2 separate regions of the Homo sapiens genome follow, and region 1 is linked to region 2. A link is an interaction called in ENCODE POLR2A ChIA-PET data of the cell type or tissue named here. Cell type or tissue: endothelial cell of umbilical vein. All regions are shown on one strand. Links, peaks and the distances in the headings refer to the core of each region. The heading gives the core; the rest is flanking DNA. Region 1 has its middle 43 kb from the start of LINC01708. Region 2 has its middle 56 kb from the start of LINC01708.

Evidence for each region. ChIA-PET counts read pairs that join two places held together with the same protein. Peaks named below come from ENCODE experiments on the same cell type or tissue, not always from the same donor. Only the 100,000 strongest peaks of a DNase experiment are listed, where the experiment ranks them.
Region 1: POLR2A ChIA-PET joins it to region 2 with 5 read pairs; 3 of 35 experiments call an interaction of 5 or more read pairs at or near these places.

Annotation. Positions count from the first base shown.
Region 1 is chr1:99,440,444-99,448,789 of GRCh38, reverse strand. No RefSeq gene overlaps it. Among named protein-coding and RNA genes, the nearest start is that of LINC01708, 43 kb to the left of the region's middle. In endothelial cell of umbilical vein, for the core only: no CTCF peak of the experiment used is centred there; DNase peaks (open chromatin) are centred at 3,139 and 6,959; H3K27ac peaks cover 1,021 bases.
Region 2 is chr1:99,539,768-99,548,113 of GRCh38, reverse strand. No RefSeq gene overlaps it. Among named protein-coding and RNA genes, the nearest start is that of LINC01708, 56 kb to the right of the region's middle. In endothelial cell of umbilical vein, for the core only: no CTCF peak of the experiment used is centred there; DNase peaks (open chromatin) are centred at 1,043, 1,453 and 3,703; H3K27ac peaks cover 2,588 bases.

The sequences.
Region 1 (8,346 bases), core at 116-8,115, 99 kb after region 2:
CTGACTTTGCTATTTACAAGGCATGGAATACTGAGTCAGGTACTTAGGTTCAGTAGCCAACAGTATAATGTACTCACAGATATCTGTTATGTTAGAAACCATGCTTGGTGCTGGGTACATAGTGGAGCACAAGAAAGATGTGGTTCTCTCTCTGCACAAGTACATAGGTAATAGGTTAGTATGGTCTATAGTGATCATAACAATAACATCTATCTCACATCATTATTGTGAGAAGTAAAAGAAATAACAATTAAACTGCTTAGCATAGTGCCTCATATAGTGTTTATATTACTTTTATTACTATAAACATTATTATCACTATAGTGCTCTTATTACTATATTATTTATGCTTAATACTTTCTTCAAAACTACTGGTTTTCAAATATTATGAATCTACTGGTTGCTTTTATTATGCATAATTTAGCATTTCTTGAAGCTGCCTTAAGGTAGATTGGTTTAAAAGCCCAGTATGGTGCACTTTAAATGACAGCTCTGAAGGAGACCACTGTTTTCATTTATTGAGTCCCATCTATGCACTGTCAGGCACTGTGCCAGGCACTAGGGGTCCAGGAGTACAGGCTGACCTCCATCCTTACCCAGCCACAAGCTAGGTGTTTCTTCAAGAAAACAAACACAATTACAATGGTCTCTGTTGTGTTTTACATAAAGCTACATCATCAATTTTCAGTGTTTCTATTCACAGGATATGCAAACCCTGACCTTGTACAGAAAAACCTAAAATCTGTTGTACTGGGACATCAGACTTTTAATAAAACAAATATACTCATTTTCTGAAGTTTACTTAAGTCTGCCTCACTTAATTATTATGATCATCTTGATGATGATGACTCCCTTGGGTCACTCTGTATAGTTATCATGTTGGTTTTAACTCCTACATTATGAGTCAGCATTGCCACTATTTAAAACCCCTGGAAAATTCAGCCTTTTAATGTAGCCAAGGTGACATTTAAATAGAACAATTTTATTACAGTATAAATTTTGTTCATTGGCTTTATTTCCTAATATGAAACTATATTCCAAAAATTAGTTACTAGGAGCCTGTGCAATTAATTTTTGCTTATGAATTTAATAACTTTTAAAAATTAAATCTGAACACAGATATCTGTGTAGTTTAGTGGAGATGCTTAAGCAGTGGGCTTGTACCATAAGCCATAGTCTGCATGGGAAAGTGGTCAAATGTAGTCTGATCCATGTGCCATTTGAGGAAAATAATGTATCTGTACCATTTGTCTTTTACCTCTCAGCCCATAGTTGTTTTGTGCATATTTATAGTGTTACAGTGTAATGTTTTGATATAATATGAACCCGGGAAACCATCATCACAGTCAAGATAATGAACATTTCCATCACTCTCAAATGTTTCCTTATATCCTTTTATAATCCTTCCTCCCCAATCTCCTTGCCTTTATCTTCATCTTCAAGCAACAACTGATGTGCTTTTTTTCATTCTAGATAAGTGTTTTGCTTTTAGAATTTTATATAAATTGAATCATATAATATGTACTCTCATTGCTTGGCATCTTTCACTCTGCAGTTATTTTGAGATGCATCCATATTGCACGTGTATCAATAGTCTATTCTTTAGATTCTTTTGATTCTTGAGTTTTAGTCCATTATATGAATATACTGAAATTTGTTTATCCATTACCTATTGATGGAGGTTTGATTTGTTTCCAGTTTCTGGTTATTGTACGTAAAGTTGCTCTGAACATCATGCATAAGCCTGTGTACTTTCATTTCTCTTGGGTAAACATCTCGGAGAGGAAGGACTAGGTCATGTGGTAGGTGAGCTTTTAAAATATATTCGAGCTTTTAAAATAACGAGGAACTGTTTCCTAAAGTGGGTGTACCACTTTACATTCCCACCAGCAGTATATTTTCATATTGAGGTTCAAATATTTGGCCCCTGCTTTAGAAAATTCTAGATATCTGAAATGAGAAATTTAGACTCTGTTAGGAAATCTCTATCCGTTAAATGCACATTTATCTTACCAGACTAAAGCTTGCTGAAAAAAAAGTGAGGATATTCCTGTACCCCCAACACAACATGAGAAAGATTTTCTTGATGTCTTAATTTTTGGGCTTATGTGAATTGATCTGTATAAGGACATTTATGGAATATCTAACTATGCTTTCTTTTTTAACTTATTGAGAGATGAAAGAAGTGGATTTCCTCACATTTCTTTTCTTTGATGCTTCCTCAGGCATTCCTAAAGGGTATTCAACAGAGGAGGAGCATCAAAGTTGGCAATTAGTGTTTTGATCAAGCCAGCATGCCACATTTCATTATTCAGCTTGCATCAGATACGTTAACCTTTGAAAGGATTTTTTTTTCTACTTGAAGACCAAAGGATTTTCTTTCATATATAGTAATCTTACTCAACCAATAAGGTATTTTGTTGATGACTTTTTGTAAAGACCAATGAATAAGACACTTGACAAAGGTCAACAATAGTTGAGTGTCCAGGAAAACTCTTGGAACACTTCGATTCTGTGCTTCTCATCAAGCTTTCTCCAGCGCCTAGAACAGTGCTTGACATACAGTAGGACTTCAGAAGCTAGTTACTGAAGGAATACTATAAATATATGAGAGTCCTTGTATCATATTCTTGTCTTCTGTCCCTAAAACAAAGATATATCTTTGTTTTTAAAAAATAGAGCACCTTTCATTTCCATGTTTGCCGAAAACATTTGTTTTAAAATACTAAGAATAGAGAGAACTTAATTTATTGACATGGAGCTATATGACAATACTGTTTGAGCTTGTTGCATGAACACTGGATCTCATTTTTGATATGGTCAGAAATAATGTATTCCCTTTTCCTCCATTAAAAAAAAATAACAGACAAGCGAAAAATGATCACCCAAGTTTCTTTCTGAATGTTCAGTGAGCACACTGGGAATGACCGCAAGAAACACTTCAGAGAAAAACAATTGTGAGGGTTGTCATTTCTGGTAATACTGTGAGATAAAGACTGTAATGGAAATCTAAGCCCAAAGGACAACAAATTTAATTTTCTCTGTTGTTTTTATAAGCCTTGAATGTAATAATAGTTTTAGTTAGGTTCCCCCACCCCCTTCCTCTAAGTTTTAAATAGACTACAAAGAGAGGAAAGCCTATTATTTGGTCATCTTAATGTGTCCAGTACTTTTGTTTATGCTAAATATTACAGTAGATGCCAAGAAGAACATCTGCTCTTAAAAATTGCCAACATTCCTAAGATTGTAGAGCAGTAAAGTACAGTAGAATTTTCACTCAACAGTGAACCACCCACACAGTTTTTTTCAAGCATATGTCTTATAATAAAAATTCTCAGAATATAATTGTTCATGAGAGCTTCTAAAATAAAACAAATTGACATTATATATTTGTGAATTACTGTGTTTTGAGATTCTACACCATAATTTCATAAATTAAACTCTTGTCCAAAATATTATCAGATTATATAGGAACAATATTTCAAACTCTTTCTCTAGCAAAAATTCCCATGGTAATTACATAAGTTTTAACAGTTCAGCCAAGTTTCTTTACTTTCTCATATCTCTTGAAAAATGGTGTAACTCTACTTGTATAGGTAGCTATATATGTAAAATGATAAGATGATTTTCCTCTTCTATCTCTGTCTTTTATATTTTCTAGAATGCTAGTGCATACAACTGAAAAGGAAGTAAAACTGAAAAGGAGTATGATTTCTGTATAAATGCTTTTTTTGAAGAGATAGTATTCGAAATAATTTTTAGAAAGATTTTTTTTAGCTTGATAAGTTTATTTAAATAGTCATGGGCAAAGACTTCATGACTAAAACACGAAAAGCAATGGCAACAAAAGCCAAAATTGACAAATCAGATCGAATTAAACTAAAGAGCTTCTGCGTAGCCAAAGAAACTATCATCAGAGTGAACAGGCAACCTACAGAATGGGAGAATATTTTTGCAATCTACCCATCTGACAAAGGGCTAATATCCGGAATCTACAAAGAATTTAAATTTACAAGAAAAAAAAACCTCCAAAAAGTGGGAGAAGGATATGAACAGACACCTCTCAAAAGAAGACATTTATGTGGCCAAAAAATATGGAAAAAAGCTCATCATCATTGGTCATTAGAGAAATGCAAATCAAAACCACAATGAGATACCATCTCATACCAGTTAGAATGGCAATCATTAAAAAGTTAGGAAACAACAGATGCTGGAGAGGATGTGGAGAAATAGGAATGCTTTTACACTGTTGGTGGGAGTGTAAATTTGTTCAACCATTGTGAAAGACAGTGTGGCGATTTCTCAAGGATCTAGAACCAGAAATACCATTTGACCCAGCAATCCCATTAGCGAGTATACACTCAAAGGATTATAAATCATTCTACTGTAAAGACACATGCACACATGTTTATAGCAGCGCTGTTCACAATAGCAAAGACTTGGAACCAACCCAAATGCCCCTCAATGATAAAGAAAATATTGCACATACACCATGGAATACTATGTGGCCATAAAAAAGGATGAGTTCATGTCCTTTGCAAGGACATGGATGAAGCTGGAAACCATAATTCTCAGCAAACTAACACAGGAACAGAATCCCAGCACTTCGGCAGGCCGAGTAAGGCGGGTTGCTTGAGCTCAGAAGTTTGAGACCAGCCTGGGAAACTTGATAAAACCCCATCTCTACAAAAGATACAAAAATTAGCAGGGCATGGTAGCATGCACCTGTAGTCCCAGCTAATTGGGAGGCTGAAGTGGAAGGATGGCTTGAGCCTGGGAGGTTGAGGCTGCAGTGAGCCGTGATTGTGCCACTGAGAGTCTTGCTCTGTCACCCAGGCCGAAGTTGTACTTCGGCCTGGGTGACAGAGCAAGACCCAGTTTCAAAAATAAATAAATAAAGAAGAAAGAAAAAAGAAAAGAAAACAGAAAAACAAATCAAAAGAACAACAAAAAATGTATAAAAGTCTATAGATCCCTAGGGGCACATGGTTCTGTCTTTTGTTCCGCTTACTATGACTCAAAGATAGTTCTTGGATTTCTAATCCAGCTATGTTTCTGTTTTTTTCCTAACAACAAGGTTGAATGCATAAAATATTCTTGAAAATATATTTTAAGATTTCAAACACAATTAGAATATTTGACTAAATGAAATCTCTCTTTCTCTTCTTAAGTTGATTGATGTCAATATTTATATTTATTTGTTTTCCTGGTCTTTAAACTACCCACACTAGTATTTCTTATAAATCAGTTATGAATAACTTTATTAGTCACTTTAGCATCAACTATTTATGAATAAGTAAGAGAGTATCTAGCATGAAAAGTCATAAAGTTATAATTTAAATGGTAAAATGTGTGCTTTGGTTTGCCATCTTGAATTAAAATGGCTGTTCGTAAAAGTTTTCAAATGGGCAATAACAGTTTTCTGTTATTGTTCACAAATTTTGGTAAAAATGAAAGTGGTGTGGTGGCTCATGCCTATAATCCCAGCACTATGGGAGGCCGAGGCAGGTGGATCATCCGAGGTCAGGAATTCGAGACCAGCCTGGCCAACATGATGAAACCTCATCTCTACTAAAAATACAAAATAAATTAGCCGGACATGGTGGCATGCTTCTGTAATCCCAGCTACTTGGGAGGCTGAGGCAGGAGAATTGCTTGAACCCAGGATGGGGAGGTTGCGCTGAGCCGAGATCACACCACTGCACTCCAGCCTGGGGTGACAGACAGAGACTCTGTCTAAAAAAAAAAAAAAAAAAAAAATGGAAAAGAAAAGAAAAGACAAGAGGATCAACCTTTCAAAAACACTACTTAAACTTCTCATAACTGTCAGCCAAGCATGCTATTGTGGGGTACTGGAATTCTCTGGTTATTGAACTAATCATGTTCTTAACGCATCTCGTTAGGAATAGCATCCAGCTGTGGCAAGAGAGAACATTAACTGTAACTTGAAGACTGAGTCCAAGGTGAGCATAAGAAGAAAGCTATAGGCATCTGTAGCAACATGGCTATAAAGTCCAGCCTCATTGAAGTCCAGATTGCCTCAGTTTCCAGGACTATGCTTCTTTAATACTGTCTGCCTGCAGTCTCCTCTCCCTTCAATCCCCTTCTCACACCTACCTTGTCTTGACATCAATCCTTACCTGTTTTCTGGCTCCTGACAACCTGCTTCAGAGTCCAGTTCTGTCTTTGACAGTGCTGCCTGGAATCTCTGCCCAACGCAGAAACCAAAACAACAATAATTGAGAAATTCCTACACTAATAAAAAAAACTTAGCCTGTTTTTGTGGAAAATTAGATTAACATTAAAGAGTACAAGCTTCAGAGAAAAACATATTTAAGCTAAATTCCTCTCTCAGTTATTGATTAGCACTGTAGTTGTCATCTGGAAAGTGGGGGCAATCATAGTAATCTTATAGGGTTATCATAATAAGTAAAGAAGGTAATTCATATAAAGTGTCCAGTGCTATACCTGCATAAGGAAGATAATAAAATATGTCTTATTTTATAACCATGTGCATGCCACAGGTCCTTTAACTAAGAGTCCATTTCACAACCAAAGGCAATAGGCAGTGCACAATTTCTTTTAAGACTATGTGCTTGGGGCCCTTCTTTAAGTTTTAACATCCCTTTATCATGAGATGTCTTCAACACATTCATACCTTTAACCAGGCAGTCAAAGGTCAAAGTCATTCTAGTACATATAATAAAAATGGACTCAGGACCCCTAGCACGCACTGCACACAGTGTGAAAGACTGTGGCTGACACAGTTCCAAGACTCTCTTAGAAGTAACTTCTCTGAACCATCTTTTCTTTCCTGGAGGGAGAGCCCCAGTTAGCTCCTCTGAACTGGCCTGCCCACTTCCCACATAAAAGATGCAATACATCAGAGTAAAAATTGTTGTAAAAACCCACATGAGTCATTCTCAGGAAGCCAGAACTATTTTAAAAGGAAGACTGATGTAGCATTTTAGAATATGGAGGTTTGGATCCTGGCTTTGGCGTTTCTAGCTATGTGACACCAGGCACATGACTTACTCTGTCTGTGCCTCAGCTTTCTACATTGCATAATGGGAAATAATATTGTTAGTGAGGATTAAACAAATTACCATTTGTGAACACTTAGAACGGTGTCTGGCATCTAGTGATCACTAGATGAATATTAACTATTATTATACTTCTGAGGCCAGCAGAAACAGTTTATTACGATTTTTTTTAGAAGACCTGACTCTCCACTTTCATTTCTTGTTTCCTGTAAGCTTTGAAAACATTAGGAAGTACATTGACTATCTGCAGAGGTAATGAGCCACTTGAAAAGTTCTCGGTGCTTTCCAAGGAGATTAATATTATGTGGTATTTCACTTGGAGCAATTACGTTGGAGGGAAGTTTTCTCATTTCAGGGCTTAAGAGCAGTATGTTCCCATATTTAACAAGGAAAGTGTTCAAAGCTGCTTTTGTGAACTGTTGGAAATCTGAAGTTTAGAGGGGAGAGTAGCTGTCGTTAAACTAAGTACGTCTGATCAGGGACCATTTTGGTGTGATCTTTTTGAGATCTTGTTAAATGAGCATCCAAAAAATATTTAATTTAGTTTAATTATTATCACCAAATCTAACAATTTTTTGCGAGTTTGTCAGCCATAAGTGACAGAGTTTGTTCTGTGGAGATGTTCTGACCTATAATAACAACAATGTCCCATTGTTGGAATCTACTGGACCTGCAATGTTGCATTTGGGGCTTAGGATCCCTTTAAAAATAGAAGAAAGCAGAATATAGTGAAACTCCATTTTTAGGTATTTATGGTAAGTAAATCTTAGGAGGGACTTGTTTCAAAATGGTCACCCTAAGTTTAATTAGTTTGCCACCAGCCACTCTTCTGGAGATCCTTGCTGAAGAACTCTCATCCATGTTGAAGCAAAATGATCCAACACAGGCCGGGTGCAGTGGTTCACGCCTGTAATCCCAGCACTTTGGGAGGCCGAGGTGGGCAGATCATGAGGTCAGGAGTTTGAGACCAGCCTGGCCAACATGGTGAAAGCCCATCTCCACTAAAAATACAAAAATTAGCCGGGCGTGGTGGCGGGCACCTGTAGTCCCAGCTACTTGGGAGGCTGAGACAGGAGAATGGCATGAACCTGGGAGGTGGAGCTTGCAGTGAGCCGAGATCACACCACTGCACTCCACCCTGAGCAACAGAGCGAGACTCCGTCTCAACAAAACAAAAACAAAAACAAAAAACGATCCAACACAAGCCTGGGCCACGACTGCCTTGTCCTTTGGCCAAGACTAATGGCATAGTAAGTTTTCTCCTATGTCACCTACATCAAAGGTCAGAATGTGTGAAGAAATT
Region 2 (8,346 bases), core at 150-8,149:
AACATGAAAATGCATGTATGTATATATCACACTTTATTATATATTATATATGATGGACTTATACAAAGCTGTTATTTGGAAGAACTTTTATTAATCTAGGGACATATATATACACATATGTCATTATATATGCACGTATAATACATAATTTTACCATAATACATTATAAAATATATAAAATTGCATGTGTATTATAAAATACATTTTGTAAAAGTAGGATAAAACTATTATAATACATAATTGTATTACAATAAAATACTATATTTTACAAAGTACATCTATACATACATAAACACATATATACGTACTGTAGAAACTAAAGACCAGAAGAAAACCAATGAAAATTTTGATAGTAGCTATTGCTCGCTAATAGGGAAAAAAGGGTTGCAAGCAACTAAAAATAGCAAGAAAATTCCTGCTACAGAGATGTGATTTATGCAGCATTTTTGCATAGTTTTCATCTTGAGTCTCATTACAATCCTATGGGTAAGTGCAGGCAGGTATTGTTTCTCCTCTTTATAGAAAAGATGCTGAGACTCGGGGAGATGCTTGGTTTAGTCCAGGTCACAAGGCTAACAATGAAAAGCATAGCTGAAATTTGAACATGGGTCATTTGACGCCATGTCTGGAGCTACCTTCACTAAACTAAGGTGACTGTAAGATCACATGACTAGAAAATCTATAGATACAGAAAGGCCAGGAAATGGTAGAACCTATAGTTCTAACTCCTGAAAGTCTCATGGGCATTAGCAAGAAATAGAAAATGTGTACTGAGAGTCCAAATTGTAGTTATATGCAGATGAAATGTTCTACAGGCATAAAGGAAATTATTTGTTATTGAAAACATTTTAGTGTACTGGCTAAATTGAAGAACCTTTTTCATGAGTCATTCCTGAGAACTTTGAAGGAAAGTAAGTAGATATTACCTCATTCTACACAAAGGGAAACAAATTCATAAATAAGGGAAGAATACTCTTTACACTCTCACACACTAAAACAGTAGACAAGGCAGCCATCATTAATCATGTTTAGAAATAATGTTTAACAGCATGAAAATGCATATATGTATACATCACACTTATATATTATATATGATGGACTTATACTACATTCTACACAAAGGGAAACAAACTCATAAATAAGGGAAGAATACCCTTTACACTCTTACACATTAAACAGTAGACAAGAGTAAGATAAATATCATATTCCAGTCTTCCTGTGTCATGTACTGGCTTCATATTTCTAGCACGCTGAAGAGGGTGTGTTACTGAGGAGGTACTCGGGACTGGTTTAGGGGTGAGTGCATATGGGCTACTCGCTGAGATGCCTGCCTCTCTATTTCAAGTTATTTATTTTCATATTCTATTTTATGGTCTCAAATAAGAGCTTGAACATTCTTAGTCAAGAGTCTTGGAATCAGAAAAATGAGCATCAGAGTAATTTCATGCACACTATTAAGCCACAGTGCATAACATTCACTCCTCTCCTATTTGAAAAAATGATACTCTGGTTGGTACAGGAAGCTTTGTGAGTCAGTATCTCCTGCATGCCAGTTATTCTTATCTCTTAGAATCAGATTTATTTTTATTCACCAATAAGTTCTCTTTTATATAATTTACTCTTTCATCTTAAGTAATTATCTACTTAATCAAGCTCTAAAAGTTTTCCCTTAGTTTTCTAAGTTTGCCTGGCTAGAGTGTTTTTCTTTCTGACTTTTCTAAATATTTTTCTTAATTTACCAAATCGCTTTGCATAGAAAGATCTTGTGTTCATTATTCTTTTTTTTTTAAAAAATTGTATTTTTTGAGATGGAGTCTTGCTTTATTGCCCAGGCTGGAGTGCATTGGCACAATCTCGGCTCACTGCAACCTCTGCCTCCTGGGTTCAAGTGATTCTCCTGCCTCAGCCTCCTGAGTAGCTGGGATTACAGGTGTGTGCCACCATGTCCAGCTAATTTTCGTATTTTTAATAGAGACAGAGGTTTCTCATGTTGGCCAGGCTGATCTTGAACTCCTGACCTCAAGTGATTTGCCTGCCTCGGCCTCCCAAAATGTTAGGATTATAGGCATGAGCCACCGCACCTGGCTGATTATTCTTAAAATGTAAAATACTGTGTTAATTTATTTTGTGCTTGTTTCTACTTTTGTGCTATGACATATTGATAAACATTCTGCACAGACACTAGTAAATATTAATAACTGATTAGAAATTATAATTTATGCAAATATGGAATACTGTCTAATATCAGTATTTTGGTATTCTGTGCATTATAAAAAAGAAATGCTTCTTAAGTTCTGATAGCTATCAACATTAAAATCATAACCCAAGATGACCCAAAAGTAGATAGATAGGTTCATCTTCAATTACACCTTTACTAGTCTTCTTCACCTCATGTCTTGTTATTTAATTCCTCCATCTGTGCTCTACACAAATGGGAAGGATTTATTGTCTTGGTTAGACTACTGTACATAGCAATGTGCTAGGTGATAAAAGGGTAACAAAAGCATATACCACAACTGAAAATAAGACCAGTTTTTGTATGTGCCTACAGAATGTAAGTGCATTGTGTTAGGCACTTTGAATAGTTCTGTGGCTTTAATAGGCTTGTAATATACTTAGGGAAAGAAACAAAACATTCATTTTAAATTAAATAGCAATATAAAATAGTGACCAAGACTACGCAACATGTAAAAACATATACTGGAGGGGAGCTTGATTTCAACTGGGGAGAAATTGCTGCATGGTAGAGTCATCAAGAAAGTTTTCACCCTTCTATGGAAAGAGTGACAGTGCAATGTAGTGGGTAATAGAATCAGCTTTGGAGCAAGATACGCCTGGGTTTGAATCTTGGTTTTGTGATCTTGAGCAAGTTATTTTCCCTCTTTGAGTTTTGATTGTCTTTGAGTCAACTGGCTTAATAAAACTTATTTTGTAGATATGTTGGAAGAATTAGGTAAACAAATGCATGAAAAGCATTCAGCTAAGTTCCTGGAACGTGCTCAATAAAGTAGCTGCTATTAATTAAACGGGAACTTGAATGATGTATTGTATTTCCATAGTGAGGAGTGGGGGTAGAGGGAAAAGTGGAGACAGGGCAGAAAAAAAGGCAGAGGATCTTGCTGGTGGAACAAAGATATGCTCAAGGTTGAGAAGGTCTGAATATGCAGCTATGTTTAAGGAGAATATAAGTGAACCATATTGAAGGTTTCCTGGGGAGGGGGCTGTGGATATTATGCCATTTGTCTTTAATAGAGGCAGTTTGCTTCAGATGACAAATGACTTGACCTTAGCAGGTGGCTTGGCAAATTCTGAGATGTTGCTTTTTGGCAAGGTAAAGATCCTATATTTATTTCATTTCTTGCTTCACAGTACCTTGGAGTGTCTTACACATTATATAGCTCTTTAATATCACATCTGTGAGGTAGGAAGAGCTGTGGGAAAAAAATGCCTGACATGGACTGAATGACTCACAGCAGGTGAGTGTGCTGTGCAGATGGGCCTGACTTCCAGGCTTTCTCCTTCCCAGAGCCTCTCTGTGAAAGCTCATGTGGCCAATCTTGGCGTTTCTCATTAGGCATCTCTTCTAGGGGAGAGAGAAAGGAAGAGAAGAGAGCACTGTTAGGTCTTAAGCAAGAGACTTCAAAGTCTTTTCCAAATGAGTCATGCAAACAGTTTTGCTTAACATATATGGAATATGAATCTGTAATTATGAAAACACTTACACAAAACTTCCACAATAGCAAAGCATCAATAAGCAGGTGTTTCCTGTGTTTACAAAAAGGGCTCATCCCACTTGTAAAGTGTTTGTTTTTATAATATGTTTCGTGTTAGACTTATGCTTTTCTTTGGACAGCTAATAGCTGTTTCCCCCTTCCCTCTGATGAATGTCTAGGTGAGCAGGGATGGAAAACATCTTATGAAACAATATAAACTTTGGAGAACATTTGTATTTACCTAAGTCACAAAGCCAAAGCAGAAAATAACTCAGTGGATTTGCTTCAGTTTTGCGAGCAGTGAAAGAAAAGGGAAATTTTTCATGCATTATCACAGAATTGAAGAACTTGGACTGGAAAGAATGCTCAGGGATTGTCTAGCTGATGCTTTATTGTTATGAAAGAGAGCAGAAGCCAAGAGAACATGTCAGTGATTCGCAAGCTTGGCTACATATTTGAATCACCTGTGGAGATTTAACAACCACTACTGCCTGGGCCCCATCTCTAGGGTCTCTAATGTAATTGGTTTGGGGTGTACCTAGGACATCTGGAGCTATAAAACCTCTGTAGGTGATTCTGTGTAGCTGAAGATTGAAGACCACTGTTTTAAGTGAGATGTATAATACCACTTATACTAATGTACCAATATGCTGTTAGTAACATATCAATACGGACATGAAGATTTATAAGCAGGAGCCCAAATTGCTAAATCTGAAGCTGTTTCCTCAAGCCTCCAAACTTCTTTCTTCTTTCTTTTTGCTCCTTTTCCTATTTACCTTTCACAACCCACAGCTTTTGATTCTACTCTCTCTTAACTATCAAAATAAGTTATCAGAAAAGGAGTCTTTAAAAACATCATTCTGAAATGTAACTGACTAATCTGTGATACCTCTCCTAGATGTACTGTATTTGTATTTTAACCATAAACAAAGGCCCTGCTAGAAAAAACCCTTTATGAGCCAGGCGTGGGGGCTCACACCTGTAATCCTAGCACTTTGGGAGGCCGAGGCGGGCAGATCATGAGGTCAGGAGATAGAGAGCAGCCTGGCCAACACGGTGAAATGCCCTCTTTACTAAAAATACAGAAATTAGCTGGGTATGATGGCATGTGCATGTAATCCCAGCTACTTGGGAGGCTGAGGCAGGAGAATCACTTGAACCCAGGAGGCAGAGATTGCAGTGAGCCAAGATCACACCACTGCACTCCAGCCTGGCAACAGAGCGAGACTCCATCTCAGAAAAAAAAACAAAAAACAAAAAAACAAACAAAAAAAACCCTTCATGATAAGCTTGAAATAATAACCTATAGGTAGTTACTTACTGTCTGCAAAGAGACAACATGGTTTTCTTCATCATATAGACTCATTGGCTCATCCAGGAGAGCATCATGGTCTTTAGTTGAAAACAGCTGGCTATTCAAACTTATTGAGCAATTGGTATCTGAGAGTAGATGTCAATGACACTCCAATTGCAAAGATCAAGACTCTTTCTACTCATTGTGGATGTTTCCTCCTTATTCCCAACCCCTCTGTAAATATTAGGAGACAAATCAGAGTTTCTTTCCTCAAACAAAACTGAAGTATGTCTGGCTGTACTTGGACAAAGTGTCCCTTCACGGGATAGGGAATCTGGGAAACAGTGTGAATTCTGCTAGCCCCTACCTGTATCTTAATCTAAGAACTCTGTTTATGTCTCCACTGTGCGTTGTTCTTAGTGTTTGTCTTTACCCTGATTCTGTCTTTCCATAAGGTTGCGTTTAAGAAATTGGACAATTATGAATACATATTTCTTTCATGAGCCTTACAGAAGGTAAGAAGTCTAAACACCAATTTGTTATTAGTTGGCATTCCTACTGTCACTATGTTATAGATTTTCTTCTCTAGGATGATAGTATGTTGAGTTTTTAAATAGCAGGATTATAGTTATTTGTGGAAATTATCTGTTAGAAACATGCTTTTATTATGTTACAGTTAGTAAGGTATGGAAAGAGAGGAGCGAGGATATAAAAGAGCAAATAAATGGATCATGAGGATTAATTCTGTGCTTAAGAACTTTATGGGCTAGTGTGGTAGCTCATGCCTATAATCCCAGCACTTTGGGAGGCTTAGGCAGGAGGATCACTTGAGGCCAGGAGTTCGAGACAAGCCTGGGCAACATATGGAGACCTCGTCTCCACAAAAAGTTAAAAAATTTGCTAGGCATGGTGGTGCCTGCCTGTAGTCCCAGTTATTCAGGAGGCCGAAGCAGGAGAATCACTTGAACCCAGGAGTTTAAGGCTGCAGTGTGCTATGATATGCCACTGCATTCCAGCCTGGGTGACAGAGTGAGACCCTGTCTCTAAAAAATAAATAAATAAATACAATAAAAACACTTTATGCCTCACTTTAAGATTTGGCCATGATTAAGTAGCTTATGTTAGACTTGTCCACCCACCAAAACATATATAAAATATGGAAAAAATTTAAACGAGTGTTTGCAGAAAGTGAGCAGCAACTAATGCAAGGCTGATATCCCTGAGATAAGGAAAACACATGACCTACACCCTGCCTTCACTCTGGATTTCCCCCAAAAAGCAATTTTCAAACCACTGTATGGGAGCATACAGCCCTAGCAGAAAGCAAAATTCTTGCTCTCAGGGAAAACAGAGACTGGTTTTAGGAGTTACAATGGTGACTGGGATTTGAGGGGTAGGGTATTAGGAGAGAGTTACAGAGAAGTGGCTCCAAAATCTACATAAAAATTCACATTGGGTCTTTGATGCATAAAGGTGTGTATTCACATAATGAGATTTCAGGAGATATAGCAGAGAAAGGATGTGGGGTGCTGAGAGATAAGCAGAGATTTCAGAAATCGCACAACTCTGGGGAGACACTGACATTTGGGTCCAGCTAATGAATACCTTGGGCCTGTTGTTGATGTTACTATGATAGTATCACATCTTAGAAGTAAGGAGCATGCTAGGGGTAAGGGTTAGACTCTAGGAATAAGGGAAAAAGTGAAATAGACCCACTCTAACAAAGACTAAAATCAAACTGTGGCAGGATGAGGGTGATTTTTCATAATTTAATTGCCTGCTAGATAAAAACTTAATCTCTAGAGGAAGATAACACATTCCACAGCATCTATGGTGTATCATTTATAATGTCAAGCACATAGTAAGCAAGTATTAGATATGCAAACAAGCAGGAAAAGCAACTAATAAGAGAGAAGACAGTAAATAAAGGCAAACTCAGAGATGATATAAATATGTGATTTGGTAAATAGAGTTCAAAAATAACTGTGATTAATATATTAAAAAGATAGTCAAAATCAATAAAAAGATGGAGTACTTCAACAGAAAATTGAAATTTATTAAAATAACATAATAGAAATTCTGAGCTTGCAAAATACAATATTTGAAATTAAGCTCTTCATGCTTGATAACTGACTCACAAGTCTGGACTCTCAGTGCAATAATATTTATCTGCCACATAGAATAAAATCTGGGATGTGAATAGAGAAAAGAGTAAGTACAGGCTAATGAAAGACAATGAAAAAGAAGAGACTGAAGTTGCATATGCGAAAGAGAAAGTTCTTTTTCTGAACTGTACTGATTTGACCAATAAGATGAGAAAATGACAAAAATGACATTCAAAATGACCTAGTGGTACATATTTAGTCTGTGAATTCATTTGCTAGGGCTTCTGTAAAAAAGTAACACAAACTGGGTAGCTTAAACCAGGAGTCCCCAACTCCTGGGCTATAGACTGGTACCTGTTCATGGCCTGTTAGGAACTGGGCTGCACAGTAGGAGGTGAGAGGCGGGTGAGTGAGTAGAGCTTCATTTGTATGTACAGCTGCTCCCCATCACTTGCATTACCACCTGAGCTCCACCTCCTGTTCCATCAGCAGTGGCATTAGATAGTCATAGGAGTATGAACTCTATTGTGAACTGTGCATACAAGGGATCTAGGTTGTATCCTCCTTATGAAAATCCAATGCCTGATGATCTGTCACTGTCTCCCATCACCCACAGATGGGACTGACTAGCTGCATGAAAACAAACTCAGGGCTCCCACTGATTCTACATTACGGTGAGTTGTATAATTATTTCATTATATATTACAATGTAATAGTAATAGGAATAAAGTGCAAAATAAATGTAATGTACTTGAATCATCCTGAAGCCAACTCCCATGCCTGGCTGTGGAAAAATTATCTTCCACAAAACTGGTCCCTGATGCCAAAAAGTTGGGAATAAACTGGCTTAAACAACAGAAATTTATTGTATAACAGTTCTGGAGGTATCAGGTATCAGTAGGGTTGGTTACTTCCTAGGGGGTGAGGCAGAAATTAGTTCCATGCATCCCTTTAGTTTCTGGTGGGTTTTGGCAATCTTTTGGCATTCTTTGGCTCTGTTGCATTACCCTAATCTCCCTTCATCTTTACATGGAGTTCTCTCTTTGAGCACATCAGTGTCTTTTTATTTTTATTTTTTGCCCAGATTTACTGGAATTAGGTTACTGTTGCTTTCAATGGAAAGACCTAGGCCTTTGAGACTTCAGTAGGTTTGCTAATACAGTTGATTGTTGAACAACATGGGTTTAAACTGTGTAGGTCCACTTATATGTGGATTTCCTTTCGCCTCTGCTAT